Regions from separate parts of the Homo sapiens genome. Here region 1 is linked to region 2. The links are chromatin loops, found by intact Hi-C in ENCODE. Cell type or tissue: mammary epithelial cell. All regions are shown on one strand. Links, peaks and the distances in the headings refer to the core of each region. The heading gives the core; the rest is flanking DNA. Region 1 overlaps EBF1 (EBF transcription factor 1). Region 2 holds the start of LOC107986467 (a long non-coding RNA gene).

The links. Hi-C counts contacts between places; a loop is a spot of excess contacts. Peaks named below come from ENCODE experiments on the same cell type or tissue, not always from the same donor. Only the 100,000 strongest peaks of a DNase experiment are listed, where the experiment ranks them.
Region 1: it touches region 2 in a loop (2.5-fold over the local background); 32 of 110 quality-filtered maps call a loop at or near these places.

Annotation. Positions count from the first base shown.
Region 1 is chr5:158,881,146-158,888,715 of GRCh38, reverse strand. The region is part of intron 6 of EBF1 (EBF transcription factor 1); the gene reads left to right. Among named protein-coding and RNA genes, the nearest start is that of EBF1, 210 kb to the left of the region's middle. RefSeq lists an enhancer at 7,115-7,294. In mammary epithelial cell, for the core only: no CTCF peak of the experiment used is centred there; no DNase peak of the experiment used is centred there; H3K27me3 peaks cover 496 bases.
Region 2 is chr5:159,104,170-159,111,739 of GRCh38, reverse strand. All of the region lies in intron 1 of LINC02202 (long intergenic non-protein coding RNA 2202), which reads right to left. It overlaps LOC107986467 (a long non-coding RNA gene), which reads right to left and starts at 6,721. Exons shown (of 2, transcript XR_001742942.1): 1 at 6,644-6,721; 2 at 4,301-4,873. RefSeq lists an enhancer at 6,803-7,570. In mammary epithelial cell, for the core only: a CTCF peak has its summit at 4,754 (motif pointing right); no DNase peak of the experiment used is centred there; H3K4me3 peaks cover 224 bases; H3K27me3 peaks cover 1,457 bases.

The DNA of each region.
Region 1 (7,570 bases), core at 1,644-6,643, 220 kb after region 2:
TATCGAGACACAAATTAAACCTTTTTGGTTATTGTTTTTCCCACTGCAGACTTCTCCTCTATTCAAAATGTATCAGTACCAGTTCCATGGTCTTTAATATAATTTGTCAATTTTTACTGGGATCTGGTGGAGGTATTTATTTTAAATTGAAAAGATATAGTCATAGAAAATGTTTTCTTGACAACTCACTGAACAAATTTAGCACATTGGCTGTGAAAGCTTTCTGTAGCTATGTAGATTTATTACTTTTATGACTCTATACTAGGTTCACATTCTTGCCTCTTAGGAATGAATGTACACAACTTTCTCTGAGAACAATTTGGCCCAGTTACATTTTATTAGCCATAATACATGCTAGCCATAGTCAGTATTCTTTCTGGTATTTTGATATTAAGTCAGACATTGATTCCACAATATACACACAACAAACACACACACACGCACGCACACACACACACACGAATAAAAAATGAGGAGTGAATTTTAAGAGGCTCTTTCATTTCTTCACCAACTAGGAAAAACGGAAAAAGAACTTAGTGGTGGTAACTGTCAATATATGTTGCCTTTTGTGGCGTCTCTTTCCTAATCAAATAAATAATTTGTAAGGTTTTGATGAGAAAAGGATGTGACTTCTGCCGAGCCCTCACCTGCCAGCTTTACTCCAAGCAGACTGATTTAGAGGTTTAAGCAGAGAAACAGTCCTTTCTCCTGTTTGCCCTGGAAACAGAGAGCCCCATGGTGAGGTTAATCATTTGAATTTTGCAATTCATATTGAGGCAAAACAGAAATCATTCTTCACCTTAAACCCTGGAAATGTGTTGGCAAACTTTTCAGAGCTCAAGGTAAGGCTTTTCCCCCCACTCTTTGAATCATAAACATGAATGCTTTAAATATATTTTTTCATAACCCAGTCTCCCACTGAAGTGAATCTTACTGGGCAATAGAAAATGGAGTAGAAATCACTTCTAGAATACTGGGTTAAAGTGAAAATAAATAGAGGAGTATAAAAGACGCTTCCAATCACAGAGAAGCTTGTTGAGGATGCAGGTGGAACCTGACCGTGAAGGTTGTCATTCACAATGGTACCTTGCCCATATGCTTTTCTTAAGAATTGTCTGGCAAAATGTATACATTTTATTTAATAGTATGTATTATTAATATTTATTAAATATGAAATTTAGTTAAAACTGCTTCTGAGAAACAGGACATCTCAGAGATGAGCCTTAGCGTGAAGCTCACTAATTCTAGGCCCAAGAATTTTGCAACAACATTACAGTTGTTTTCTACAATGGCTGTTTCTGAAGAAAGGACGTATACATTGAAGCCAATTTTTAAAATCTAGGGTGGTTGATGGTAAACTTTGTGGTTTATTTTTAGGATCAAAGAATTTCTAAGTTATTGACAAGGAAAAGATGTATCTTCGGCTTGGCTGTTATAATTCAGCAGATGTCTCTGTACCTGTTAGGTTTTATTGGCCATATTTTTCGAATGAAAATAGAGACATATGGTCCTATATGTCTAAAAAAGTTACGACAACAGAACAGAAGCCATTCATTTGCTGAGTCATTGAAAAGAAATGTTAAGTACCAATTTGTTTTTGCCAATTGGTGTGCCCAAAAAAGACTGAATATTTGAAACTGGGGCCTTTGAAGAATCTAGGTTTCTACATCTGTGGTGTCCTCTTCTGTTAATATAAAGTCTCTCTTTTTTTTTGAGATGGAGTTTCTCTCTTGTTGCCCAGGCTGGAGTGCAATGGCACGATCTCGGCTCATTGCAACCTCCACCTCCTGGGTTCAAGCAATTCTCCTGCCTCAGCTTCCTGAGTAGCTGGGATTACACGTGCCCGCCGCCACACCCAACTAGTTTTTGTATTTGTAGTAGAGACCGTGTTGGCCAAGCTGGTCTCGAACTCCTGACCTCAGGTGGTCTGCCTGCCTTGGCCTCCCTAAGTGCTGGGATTACAGGCATGAGCCACCATGCCCAGCCTAAGTCTCCTTTTGTAAAGAAAATAATCATCCCATCTGTGTTTTGAATTTAAAATAAGTATGCATTTTCTCAAACTGGCTGTACATGTTGTTAATCTCCTAGTATGTAGGCAGCATTACCTTATGTAAATATCTGGCTAGAAGTAAATCTTTGAAAGAGAAACAGAAACATGACTTACTTTATATTAGTTTAAGATAGACAGAGGGTTTGGGATTGGAGTTCCATGCGGTGAAAACCCTCTTTTACCCCCAAATCTGTACAGAAATGCTTTAATCTAAAGAATGTATTTGTGAATCCTTTGGACTCGAAAACACCAGTGCAGAGCAAATGCCTATCTATCTAACTTGGAATGTTATACTTCAGAAATAGCATGGAATGTGTCAGTTATTGATGAGGATTGCTGGAAGACACTGAGCATCTGGCTTCAGACCAGCTTTTGATTTGCCAATGCAAGGAGCGTCTGTTGGGTTTGTAAAACTTGTGGTTTAGCCACTGGTCCACACAGCTTTTCCAATGCAACATTTTGATGACAGGCATGCCTTGAATTATGACTTTGCTTCTAACAGGCTGCATAGACAATAGCTGTATCCTTGTAGATAATCTGGAAGGTAGGAATTGATGGATTCCTCTAAGGATTAGGACAGAAGAGTTGGGCAAAGGGAGTGGCACACCTTCCCATTCACACCCAGCACTGCCAGCAAGGCCAGGCTCCTTTCCTCCTCCTGCCTTAGAACAACCTCCTTCAAACTGTACTTGGAGTGAGACTTGGGGGAAGTTGTAGGGAGGGCAGAGGCAGAGAAGCAATTTCAACAGGTACTTTGCAGAATATACCTGCTACATTTGATCACATATTTTCTGACATTTTTCTATGCTAGGAAGAGAAAACTGAAAACAACAGAGAACATCATGGCAGAGAATAATGGTTGACATAGCCTTCGGTGCTTGGCAGACCCAGGTTTGAGTCCTAATTCTGACACTTGGTAGGATGACATTTAAATGACTTGCCCAGACATTGTGGACCTTGTTTCCATATCTGTAATGGAGCCAGTATCTTTCCTGCAGAGTCATTGTTGAGGATTTGATGAGCAGAGGTGGACAAAGTGGTAGTGGAGTGCCTGGCCCATAGCAGGTGCTCAATAAACTCTGATGATATGATGATGATTGTGTGGGTTGCTTCTGCTCCTTGTAATACCCCTGCAATGTGTGCATGATTAACTGATCCTCTGAATATCACTGAACCAATAGTACCACCACCCAGGCAGCTCCATCAGCCCAAAGCAAGGGTGTCACCCTTATTTAGTCTGTCATTAACTCCTGACCGCATTACTGACTTAACATTTCTTGCCTGCGTCCACTTCTCTTTCTCGTGTCCTCTTTATTTTCCACTCTGACAACTGTGACTGTCTTCTCACTGTTCCCCTTTCCTTTTATGTGGCTCCGTTTTAATTTGTCTTCCACGTGACAGCCAGAGGGCTGCTTCTAAAACATCATCTTCTGGCTGAAACTTTTCCATGTCTTCCCATTGTCATCTGGATGAACTTTAGATGCATAAGCAAATTGCCTGTGTCTTCAGTGGTCAGCCTGGGCTTATGTCTCCTTCCTCTGCATCCCCAAACAGTCATAGACCTGGCCTCCTACCACACTGAGCTCCCTGCAGTTGCAGGAGTGGGCCTTTAACCTCAGGCAGGTGTGCTTTTGCACATGCTGCATCTGCTGCCTGGAGCACCCCTTCTCTCCATTTGTGAGACAAATAGCACAGAAGCTCTGGGTATGAATGTAGAGTTAGGCCACCTGCATTTGAATCCTGGATCTCCCTCTCAGTAGCTGGGTGACTTTGGGTAAATTTTAATTTCTCTGTGTCTCAATTCCTCATTTTAAATTATGGATAATACTACCTACTTTTCCTGTCAATAAGCACAAATGGATGAAGAGACATAAATTATGTAAGATATTTTCTATCATAGAGTAAGCAATTAATTTAATATTAGTAGTATAATAATGATGATCAGTATTGTTCTTGCTGCTGTTTCAGAATTGCACTCAGGATTAAACTCTGTCATGATGATTTTTCTGACATACCCCCAAAGGCTGAGTCGGGTGTGTCTCTTGCACCTTCCTGTTGTGCCCTGTGTTCCACCTAAAAGCACTCTCACACAGCATTCCAGCTGTCTCTTCAACTTTCCCCTGTCCTGAGGGCTACCTTGCCTACCTTTTTTCATTTTTATGTCTTCAGCAGTGAGCATGGTGCTTGGCAAGTAATTAGTGCTAAATAGATGCTTATTGAATGTATTATTTTCATTTTACAGATGAGAAAAGTGAGATTAAAAGAATTTGAGAGGTGTATTAAAGTGTTCACAGAACTCCCTAGATTCATATTTCTCATCTACAAAAGAGGGTATAATCAAGTACTTGTTAGAGTCAGGAATAAACCGAGATCTCTCTGACTTTCACCTCCTCATTTATTCCACTATGCCTCACTTACTGTATTTTGCTAAGATGATTCTGATCAAATTGAAATGGATGACACTTGATTTAGTGTCACAGCAGCTATTCTGTTCTTTGAACCAAAATAAGTCTCTGAAAATATGACAACAGTGACTTAAGCTGTCAGGATAGAAAAATGTTAGCAAATAATAGTATTGTGCCAGAAACTTTACAGGGTGCAGGGTGTTTGTGTACCTGCTGTAACAGGTTCATACTAGAGAAAAGTTGCTGTGTGTGTTGGAGTGCGCAGCTTCCCTGAAGACATCTCGGTTCCCAAGGCAGTGCTGAGTTTGCTATGTGCTTCCTAACTTTTTGCTGTGCTGGGAGGTTTGTTAGTTTCTGCCTTGTTAGTAGTATATATGGCTCTTATAATAGACTGTGAGCTCCTCCAGGGCAAGGACCGCTTTTTTATCTTCGTATCTTCCTTGGTTCTTCACACAGTGCCAGAGTAAAATGCTTTGAACAGTAGGGAAGGAGACACACAGGCTTTGGCATCTGGTGGAACCCAGGCTCAGTGGCTTATCAGCTGTGAATTGAGTAAGCTGCGTAACCTGCCAAAGCCTTAACTTCCCTACTTGTAAAACGGGGCTAACTACTCTCATAGGATTGTGAGACTTGGAGATGGTAATGTTTGTAATATCCTCAGCATAGTTCCTGGTGCTGATTCAAGGCTACCATCTCTGGAGCACTTAGCACTCAAGCGAGCACAGTGCCTTTTAGTAGGGAGTGCACGGTGGGGCATGCTGAATGTGTTATTAACTCTCTGCATCACCTGGGTATGCGTTTCTTTATACTGATATGTGTATGTGTATATATATATATACGTATGTATGTATATATATACACACATGTATGTATGTATATATATACATGTATGTATGTGTATATATATATATACATGCATGTATGTGTGTGTATATATATACACATGTATGTATGTATATATATGTTCCTGTAAAGTGAAGAAAAGCTGTCGCCAGAAAAAGGGACATTCATGTTTTATGTGTATTATGTGTGTATATACACAAACATTTGTATCTATGCATACATGTATATACACACAGACACAGATACACACATTTCAAAAATGAATGTACCTCTCTCTGGTGACAGCTTCCCTTCACTTTTTTTTTTAACATTACATACATATTTTGAAGAAAAAAGACTGATAGGATCAAAATGGCTGCAGGCATTTTATGGGCTTGGGGATTGTCTCCTCTTCCATAAAGAAATAGTAAAACAAGAGGAATGAAGGAAGAAACACAAGAGAGGTTAACAAATAGAAATGGAATGATTCACCCCCTTTTTCTTTCTTTCAAGGCCTGTGTCTTTACCCACAGATAAATAAATTCCTAACACAGTCATGCAGATTCACACATGAACAGCGGGGCTCTGCACCGTCTTGGGGTGCACCTGCAGTGCGAGGTGCTCGATGGTGTGTAACACAGCAACATGTATTGCTCCATGAATATCCCTGTGCTATCGAAACCTCCTATTGGAGAAGATATGTTAAAAGACTACCATCTTTCCAGTCCCAAATCACTTGCATCTTGGAATTACTGAGTTGTTGACCATTACTTTCCTATCCTTTTTTATTTTAAGGACTCATTGTTGTGATAAGGTTGGACACAGTTATTTTTCCTTCGAGAAACTTTGCATATTTTTATCTTGTATTGTCACAAAATAATTAGGAAAGTCTCCTAATTTCTGTATACCTTTCTCCAACACCTATCTTTCTAGCTTGGGTCTGTAAATGTTCCAGGACTTGGATTATCCCTTTGCTGGTTGAGTACCTGGCATCTAGCATATTGCAGCCCAGAATACGTGGCAGGCTCTGGGGATGCCAACTCATTTTAAGGAGAAAACACTCATTTTTCCTGTGACAATGAGCATGACATTCGCATGCTTGCATCCAGTACCGACTTGCTGCTTTTATACCAAATGGAGAGACGTTACTAAATGAACATTTCTTGCTCTTGTGTAAATAGATAGATTAATGGTGTTAAGTGAAAGCCAAGCCTGCTTGAAATGTTAACTTCCTTATGGGGTTTTGAGTTTCTCTTATTTTTGATAAATGGACCAATCTGGCAATAAAATCCTTGCACAGTAGGTTAATAATGTCATAGCTGAACTGTGAAATAGTAATGTGTGTACCATCTCTCAGCAAACAATAATCCTTGAAGCCTGATAAATCTATTTCCAGCCCAATTGCATGTTCATTGTTACCCACAACTCCTTCTTTGCAAATACAAAGCAGTTTCGTCACATGTATTTTTAAGCAGAAGCAACTAGGGAAGTCAAAGACACATAGCCCTGTGAAGGGAGGTGGGGGACAGATTCATTTTTAGCTCTTCTGAGCCCCTCCTGCCCCCAGGGCCTGAAGTCACTCCTGAGAATCCCTGCATTGCTGGTTGGGGTGCAGTGTAACCTTCCAGTCCTCCCTGAGCCCAAATCACTGATTTGCTGCTGGAAGCAGACAAGGATTGGGACCAAGGAAGCAAACATCCCCCAGGCTCTTCAGTTTTCATTGATCACTTGGTTGCAAGCAAGGTTTGGTGCTATTTAGCCCATATCCCTGATGACAAGAGAGGTGATGTGGAGACTTCTCTATGCTGACTTCCCATAGAGCTGGGAATATAGAATCTGGTGAATGTCTGCAGGCTTCAGACAGCCCGCAGCACATACAGACCTGTGTGCAGAGCACTTCAGCACCGCAGCAGATCGTAAACAAAAGACAGCCAAATGCCCTCCTTGTACTAACACAGAGGAGGAGGTATGGCCCCCTCTTGCCCATCTGTAGCCAGGGGCAGGCAAGTCCAGGGTAAAATTTACACTGCGTTGCTAAAAAAGAGAACTGTATCCAGAATCACGGGTGATTTTGAGGGGATTATTTAAGCGTCAGAATCTAAGTAGCTTGGGGCAGTTCACATAAACTTGACAAACAGGCTACTTTAGTCCTGTCTGACTGTATCAGCATAATAGGGCAATGAAGCTTTTATTCATTCAAAGAAAGGTTGAGTTTGATTGGCAGGGCAGCCTGCCTGAACGCGAGTGGCTCTTTCCCCCAACACTTCTCTGCTATCAATTACCGTTTTGAATA
Region 2 (7,570 bases), core at 1,796-6,795:
AATCTGGTGCTTCTTAACCATACAGTATGGGCGGATCTAAACCTGTTCCTCCTCTGTGAAGTGGGGCAGAAATGTCAGTTGCATGGTGTGTTACGAGAAGTCAAGGCAGTAACTCATGTGAAACTTCTTTGTCAAATTTAAATTATTATCCAAATGAAATTATTATAACAATATTATTCTTGGCAGTCAATCATGCCACACCAAGGATAAAGAATAGACAGTAATGATTTCACCCTATAGCACTCATCGCACAGTCAATATTTTCTCACAAAAGTTTCCTGAAAATCCACAGAAAAACTCTTTAGGTTATCAGATAATGAAACCTATAGAGAATAGCTCTTCAATATAGAAGCAAATTTCTCCTCTTGGCTAGAAAATGACAAAGCATTTTACATGGCCCCAAATCTATACAGCACACTTTTCTAGCAGATTCCCACGTTTAAAAGATTTGAGGCTTAAGGAAAGAAGTATTATTTTGCCTAAGAAGCAGTTGTTTTAAGTTGAGATCAGTATAAAAAAATGAAAAAAGATTCACAAAATAGTGTTGGGGATGGAGACACAGGAAGATTTTTATACTGTAGCATCAACTCTGAAACTGCTATCACCCAGATACCTCAAAATTCTAGCTTAGTAGAACTGAGTGGTACCCTGAAGTTCATGTTGTCTACTCTTATTTTCTAGTTGTCTTAGTCAGCTCAGACAGCTATAACAAAATACCACAAACTAGGTGGCTTAAGCAACTAACATTTATTTCTCACCATTCTGGAAGTTGGGAAGTGTGAGATCAGGATGCCAACATGATGAGGTTCTGGTGAGGGTTCTCTTCCTGCCTTGCAGAAAGCTACCTTCTTGTTGTGTCCTCGTATGACAGGGAGAGACAGAGAGGGAGAGAGACAGATGGAGAGTGCTTGCTAGCTTTAGTCTCTACCTCTTCTTTTAAGGACACTAATCCCACCCTCATGGCTCATCTTAACCTAATTACCTCCTAGTTATCTGTGGGAAGTAATACCATCACATTGTGCATTTGGGTTTCAATATATGAATTTGGCAGGGCAGAGGAGCGGGGCAAGGCAGAAACATTGAGTCCATCACACCACATGAGGACAAGAAGGTCTGGAAAATTTAAATGACTTGCCCTAGATCACGTTATTAAATTCAAGTTGATTAGTCAAATATTTTTCCTTTTTGCCAATCTGATATAGAATTGAACATGAGGCAGAGAGAAAAGTTACTTTATGTCTGCATACAGTTGCTAATAAAGCCTTTTCTTTTTTTCTTTTTTCTTTTTTTTTTTGAAATGGGTCTCTCTGTCACCCAGGCTGGAGTGTAGTGGTATGATCTTGACTCACTGCAACCTCCGCCTTCTGGGTTCAAGTGATTCTCCTGCCTCAGCCTCCTGAGTAGCTGGGACTACAGGCGTGTGCCACCACGCCTAGCTAATTTTTGTATTTTTAGTAGGGACAGGGTTTCGTCATGTTGGCCAGGCTGGTCTCAAACTCCTGGCCTCAGATGATCCTCACACCTCAGCCTCCCAAAGTGCTGGGATTACAGGCGTGAGCCACTGTGCCTGGCCAATTGCTAATAAAGTATTTTCTAATCACAACCTATGTAACTCACTTCATGATGTATCTGCAAGTGGACTAAGGACCCACTGAATATTCTTGTCGAGGTCTAGCAATAATTTTGAGATTCCTTTTAAGTATTTGTAAAATTTAGTTATTCTCCTTATTTCAGAGGGTTCCAGATGTTTTGACCCTGGGGAAATGTATGAATAGACTAAGAAAATGAGATTCAGATTTCTAGTTGAATGATTTCATTTTCTGATTATTTTATTTAATTAGACATGGCAGTCTACTTTTCACTCTAGGAGAAGAATTTTCAAATTGCCCCCCAAAAGAAAAGAAAAGATGAGTTTCCTTTCTAAGTGTATTCTTCCAGAGAGGCTAGGTTATACTGCAGTACAGAAAAATCTCTGGGATTTACAGTAACAAAGGATTATTTCTCATTCTTGCTAAATGTCTATGGGTGTAGGAGATGTCTCCACTCCACACGTCTGTGCCAGGGGTGGGATGCTGATGGAAACTCCATCTGGTGGGGGCAGCAACAGCTGTGCCACCGGGAAGGGGATTTGGTAAATTGCACTATGGCTCTTCATGCTTCTGCCCCTGTAAGTGACACATGTCACTTCTGCTAATTCATTATTTGCCAGGGCAAATCACAAGATCACAGCTAAATGCAGAAGGGTCAGAATACTTCCATCCTTCTATGCACCTGGAAGAAGAAAACCCAAAATTTTGGTGAACATCTCTAATGGCCACCATAATAGGAATAAAAAAGGAAAACAGAACACACCCCAACTTTGTCAAAACGCCAGTGTCTCACACCATCAATATGAATCAAATTCCCAAATATCCATCAGCTGTACAATAAAATATCTTAACACATTATAGAGTTTCCTGAATCCATTTCTTCATCTCTATACAAGAGAATTGCATAGAATGGGAAGCAAGTACAATAAAGTAAATTAAACTGGGGCTGGAGTGAAGTTTCTAGAAATGGACTGTGGGCCAGCAAAATGTGGAGGCACGTTTATACCTTTTGTGGATTTTATTAGCCTCATTTCTCAGAGGAGAAATCATGTGTTTATGACATGACAATACTAGTCAACAGTCTTTCCAAAATAATTGGACAGTAGGAAAGTTATAGCCGTAACAGGGGAAAAAGTTCATTTTCACCTAATTGACAATAGGAATGTTTGTTTAATGGGTCACTCTAGAAAGAGATGTTAAATCTTTAAAACTTAACCTTTTTGGGAAATGTCTTAAGGTCTAGAATATGTTCAGACAACCTTCATTTGTTTATTTTATTTGGATACAATCATTTGCTTAGACATGTATTTTTAAACTTTTAATATATTAGTAGTAATACATTATTTTATTTGAGTTTTCTTTTATTTGGATACAATCATTTGCTTAGACACATATTTTTAAACTTTTAATGTATTGGTAGCAATGATGTTTTCAAGTAGGGAAACACTTAAACTAGCTCAGAATCTCCCCTAAATTAAAAAATAGAGTTTTGTACTTTCCAGAATAATAAGCATCTTTTTCTTTTTCTTTTTTCTTTTTTTTTGAGGCAGAGTTTTGTTCTTGTTGCCCAGGTGGAGTGCAATGGTGCGATCTTGGCTCACTGCAACCTCTGCCTCCTGGGTTCAAGCGATTCTCCTGCCTCAGCCTCCCAAGTAGCTAGGATTGCAGGCACCCGTCACCAAGCCCGGCTAATTTTTTGTATTTTTAGTAGAGACAGGGTTTCACCATATTGGCCAGGCTGGTCTCGAACTCCTGACCTCAGGTTATCCACCTGCCTCGGACTCCCAAAGTGCTGGGATTACAGGAGTGAGACACCGTGCCTGGCCAATAAGTACTTTTATAGCCTTTCTTTAAATCTTTCTTGGTAAAGATCTACAAAGCAGGAGGAAATTACAAGAGGCAAAGTTTGCTGGTTTACTGTTTGATTATATCTCTCCCACTACCCCTTAAATATTTGTAACAGAGCAGGGTTAACATTAACACCCTAACCACCATAAACTAAAAATATTTATTATATAATTCATGTCTAAGATGAAAATGAAGATATAACAGTAAGATGATTTCATACAGAGGTACAGGGAATTCTGTGTGACTAGGGTAAGTCAATTTTGTGTTTTGTTTTTTTTGTGTGTGTTTCAGTAGTTTCGAGTTATTATAATTACTGAGCAATGACTAGAATGCTATATATCATGTAATTCACATTTTTTTTTCTCATTTAATCCTCCACAGAAAACCTACTTTTAGAACTTAGGAAACTGAGGATGAAGTGACTTGACCAAGGTCTCCTAGCTACTTAGCAGAGGAATACTCTTTAGAGATAAATAATTGTGGTGACATTTCAATCAAAGTATCTGATAATTGCAGTGCCTTCCCACACCCAACTCTCTAGGAGAAGAAATAATTTAAAAGATACATTTATTCATAAACACACAAGTACTCATTCTGTGTCTTTTCCTATCACAAAGCCCACGGATATACAGCTGAATAAGTCTGCAAGTCAGAGGTTAAGAAAAGTTGGCTCTGGCATCCGACAGGCTGACTTGGATGAGGCTCTGCAATGCTACCTTGGATGGGTACTTATTTTCTCTAACCTCAGTTTCTTCATCTGCAAAATGGGAAACAATATTCGTGCTTTCCTCATGATTTTGCTGGGAAAATGAAATAAGACAATATGTTTTTGCACAGTACAGTGCATTAAACGCTCCATAGTATGCACTTGATATATACTAGGTTTTATTGTTGAATAAGCAAGGACAGCCATGGCTCCTCTCAGAGGAGCTCCCTGATTAGGGAGAGGAGAAAAACGTTTAAATAGCATTTCCTGTCCAATGTGATGCGAGCAGTAGGGAAACCAGGGAAAGGCACGAATGACTGCGTTGGAAAAGTCTAAAAAGGTTTCATAGAGGTGACTTTTGAGCTGGTGATTTTAGGGGGAGCAGTGCTTCACCGGATGGAGAAGGAGGTAGACATTCCGGCTATGTCCAAACGTGGGGTAGAAAGGCGCGTTTGGGGACCTCAATACTCAGGATAAGGGAACATTGAAGAGAGAGAAAGGGAAATAATGAAAGTGCATGGAAAACCAGTAAGTGTGGGACCCTGGGGGCTTGGACCAGAAAGGGCCAGCCTTCCGTGGCCATGAGGGAGGGAAGCTGGAGGATCGCGAGGTGGCGCTGTGGCTCCACCTTAAGGAAAGATTCTGGAGCTCGCGGGTCACCCGCACTCCCAGGACAGCCTCGGAGAGGTGGGGCAGCGCAGTCTTGGTGGGTTTGGCATCTTCACGGCAGCTGCCAAAAAATAACGTTGATAAAGATAATAAATACATAAGCAAATAAACCGGAAGCGGTCCCTTTTAGGACACACGGCAAGCATCAATAATCAGAGACCGTAGGCGAGGAAGGATTAAGAGCACGGAACTGTCCAGCAGGGACCGTTCCCAGCTCAGTCCGCGTAATCTGTAGGCCCGCATTGGGAACCCGCATCGCCTGCCTGGAGCTGAGCTGTATGCTAACCCGCGTCTTCGGGCGGGCCCTGCGCCCCGAAGGCGTCTCCCTAAAGCCAAAGTCGTAGCGGTCTGCACGCCTGCCCTTGGGCCCTCGGTCCGCACCCTGCCTAGACCTAGATTTTTTTGGATTTTTTTTTTTTTTTTTTGCTGAATTTCATACGCACACGTGCACACAAAACCACGTGTGAGTTCAGGCTCACACACGTTTACGATGCTCTTGCACAATACACACGGACTTTTGCAAATGCACAGCCCACTCACTTAGACACTACACATGACACGTGCACACACTATACACATGCGCACTCACGCCCGTGTGCACCAATGCCTTACGCACCCACGCACACATTCAGCCAAGTGCTCTCTGTCACCGGCACAAACACACACTTACTGCACTGGCCCACAAATGTGCAGCCACTTTTCGCACATGCAAACATATTTGCACATTCACATCATACACATCTCGCATCCCAGTAGCCAACAAAGACCTCGCAGCACGCAAAGGTGTGTAAATATTCAGCAAATTGTCCCTCGAAGGAAGTATGAGCGCAAACTTTTTGTTATCCAGGCATCTCGAGCTTTTCTGCTAAACTCGCCCTCCCTTCTCCAACTTTCCCCTGAATAAACAGGCCTGTTCCTCCCAGTCTCCCCTCTGAGAATGTTTTAAGGCCAAGGTTTCTTCCATAAGGTTTGCGCTACTGAAGGGATGCTAATTTTCAAATCGCTAAGAAGCTCCCTTCTCCCATCCCAGAGCCTCCTTCTACCAAGGGAGCAGGGACCTTCCCAGATCGGATTCCAATCTCGTGGACTAGGGGACTGTGGGCAAGGGCCACCGGGTGGGATATGATCACGCCCTAGGGCATCCTCGGACTTAAAGATCCTTTCCGGCAGTGCCCCCAACTGTATTCTCCCGACTCAGAATGACTTCAGCTTCTAGCTATCTATGGTCACGCCAGGGCAGAATCAGCATCTCCCCCATTAAAGCACATCCGCAAGTGTCCAGATTTCTGTCCTTCGATGGGCATCAGGAACATCCCCGCAAAGTCAGATACTTAGTCTGTTCCAACAGGCAAGCTTGCGTGAGCTCTAAGATCTCATCTAGGACTGGGAGAGAGAATGACTGACAGGAGGTCACATAGTAAATGTGGCAGAGCCGGGGCCGGGGCTGGCACGTCCCTGGCGCGCTCTGTCCCTGCGGGCCAGGAGAGAGAGAAGCACATCGGTAACTGACCACGTGAATGCGCATTCAGTACGCGCATTAGTTAGGACGTTTCATAGTCTTCCCCTTTCCTCTCCTCTGCTCCCTGCCCTCGGGAGGCACCGTGCGCGCTCGCTCCTTTCTCCTCCCGGATGCGGAACCCGGGCCCAGGAGCTCCAGAGCCAAAGGACACTTGAGAGTTGGGGGACAAGAGATTCGCGCCACAGCTGGGTGGACGGTTTGGCTCTATATTTAAGGGGACAGGCTTTAGCGATATTCTGGCTTGGCGACTTTATTAGCTGTTGGCCGTGGACAAGTTTTTCAACTTCGCTCACAGGGTCTCTGTTTGCTCACCTGTAAAACGCCGGAGTGGTCTTATCTGCCGTGGTCTGTGGCGGATATTCAGTGAGTTCCTGCCCGTAAAGCCATCAACAAATGGGATCTATTATTATCTGGGGCCGCCCGGGGGGAAACCCAAGAGAGTTGGCAGGCTCGCCCCAGAAAGACCTGTAGGAACCCCTTGCCCCAGGCTTCTGGCCGTATCAGACTAAGCGCTCCCAACCTGGGACGGAGCCCCGCGGTGTTGTTTGCTTGGTCTCTATCTCCTAGCCGTCTGTGGGTGTCTTTGTCCTTCTCTAGGCCTCAGTTTCCCTGTATGTACCATGGGGGGTGGGAGGTGGAGGTGCGCTCCCAGAGCCGGGAAGTGTCGGTCATACTGGGCCAGCAGAGGAGGCCTTCTCTGGAGCGTAGGGAATCGGAAACAGAAATCAGATTCTGGATTTCCAGTGGACCCCTGGCCTGCTACTCCCACGCGTTCCCCGAGGACTGCGCATGGAGATCACCGAGGAAAAGAGCCACGGTTTTGAGGGCTGGCGGTGTGTCACGGTGTTCGGCCACTCGCGCCATCTTCCGGGTGCAGTTCAGGGGCCCCGCAGAGCCGAGCCTTCGCGCAGGTCCCGGCTTTCCCAGGTCCCCGGGCCGCCACCCACTCCTATTCTCGTCCACCGGGCAACGCCGTGGCCCCTGCTCCTCTCCACCTCAACCCCGACTCCAGGCTGCTGGTCGACTCCTCTGGAGCGGCCGCAATCTGAGGGACTTTGCGCCTTGGCTTAGGTCCTTGCATCTTTCTTTTCCCCTTTCCCTTCCCAACACTGAAGTAGGCATCTGTCCTCCCGCCTCGTTCGAAGCTGTCCCTGGCAGGTGGCGAGGGAAGGGGGCACGTCCCGGGACGGTTTGCCCTTCTGTGGGCCCGCCCTCACAAGGGGAATGGAGATCAAGAGA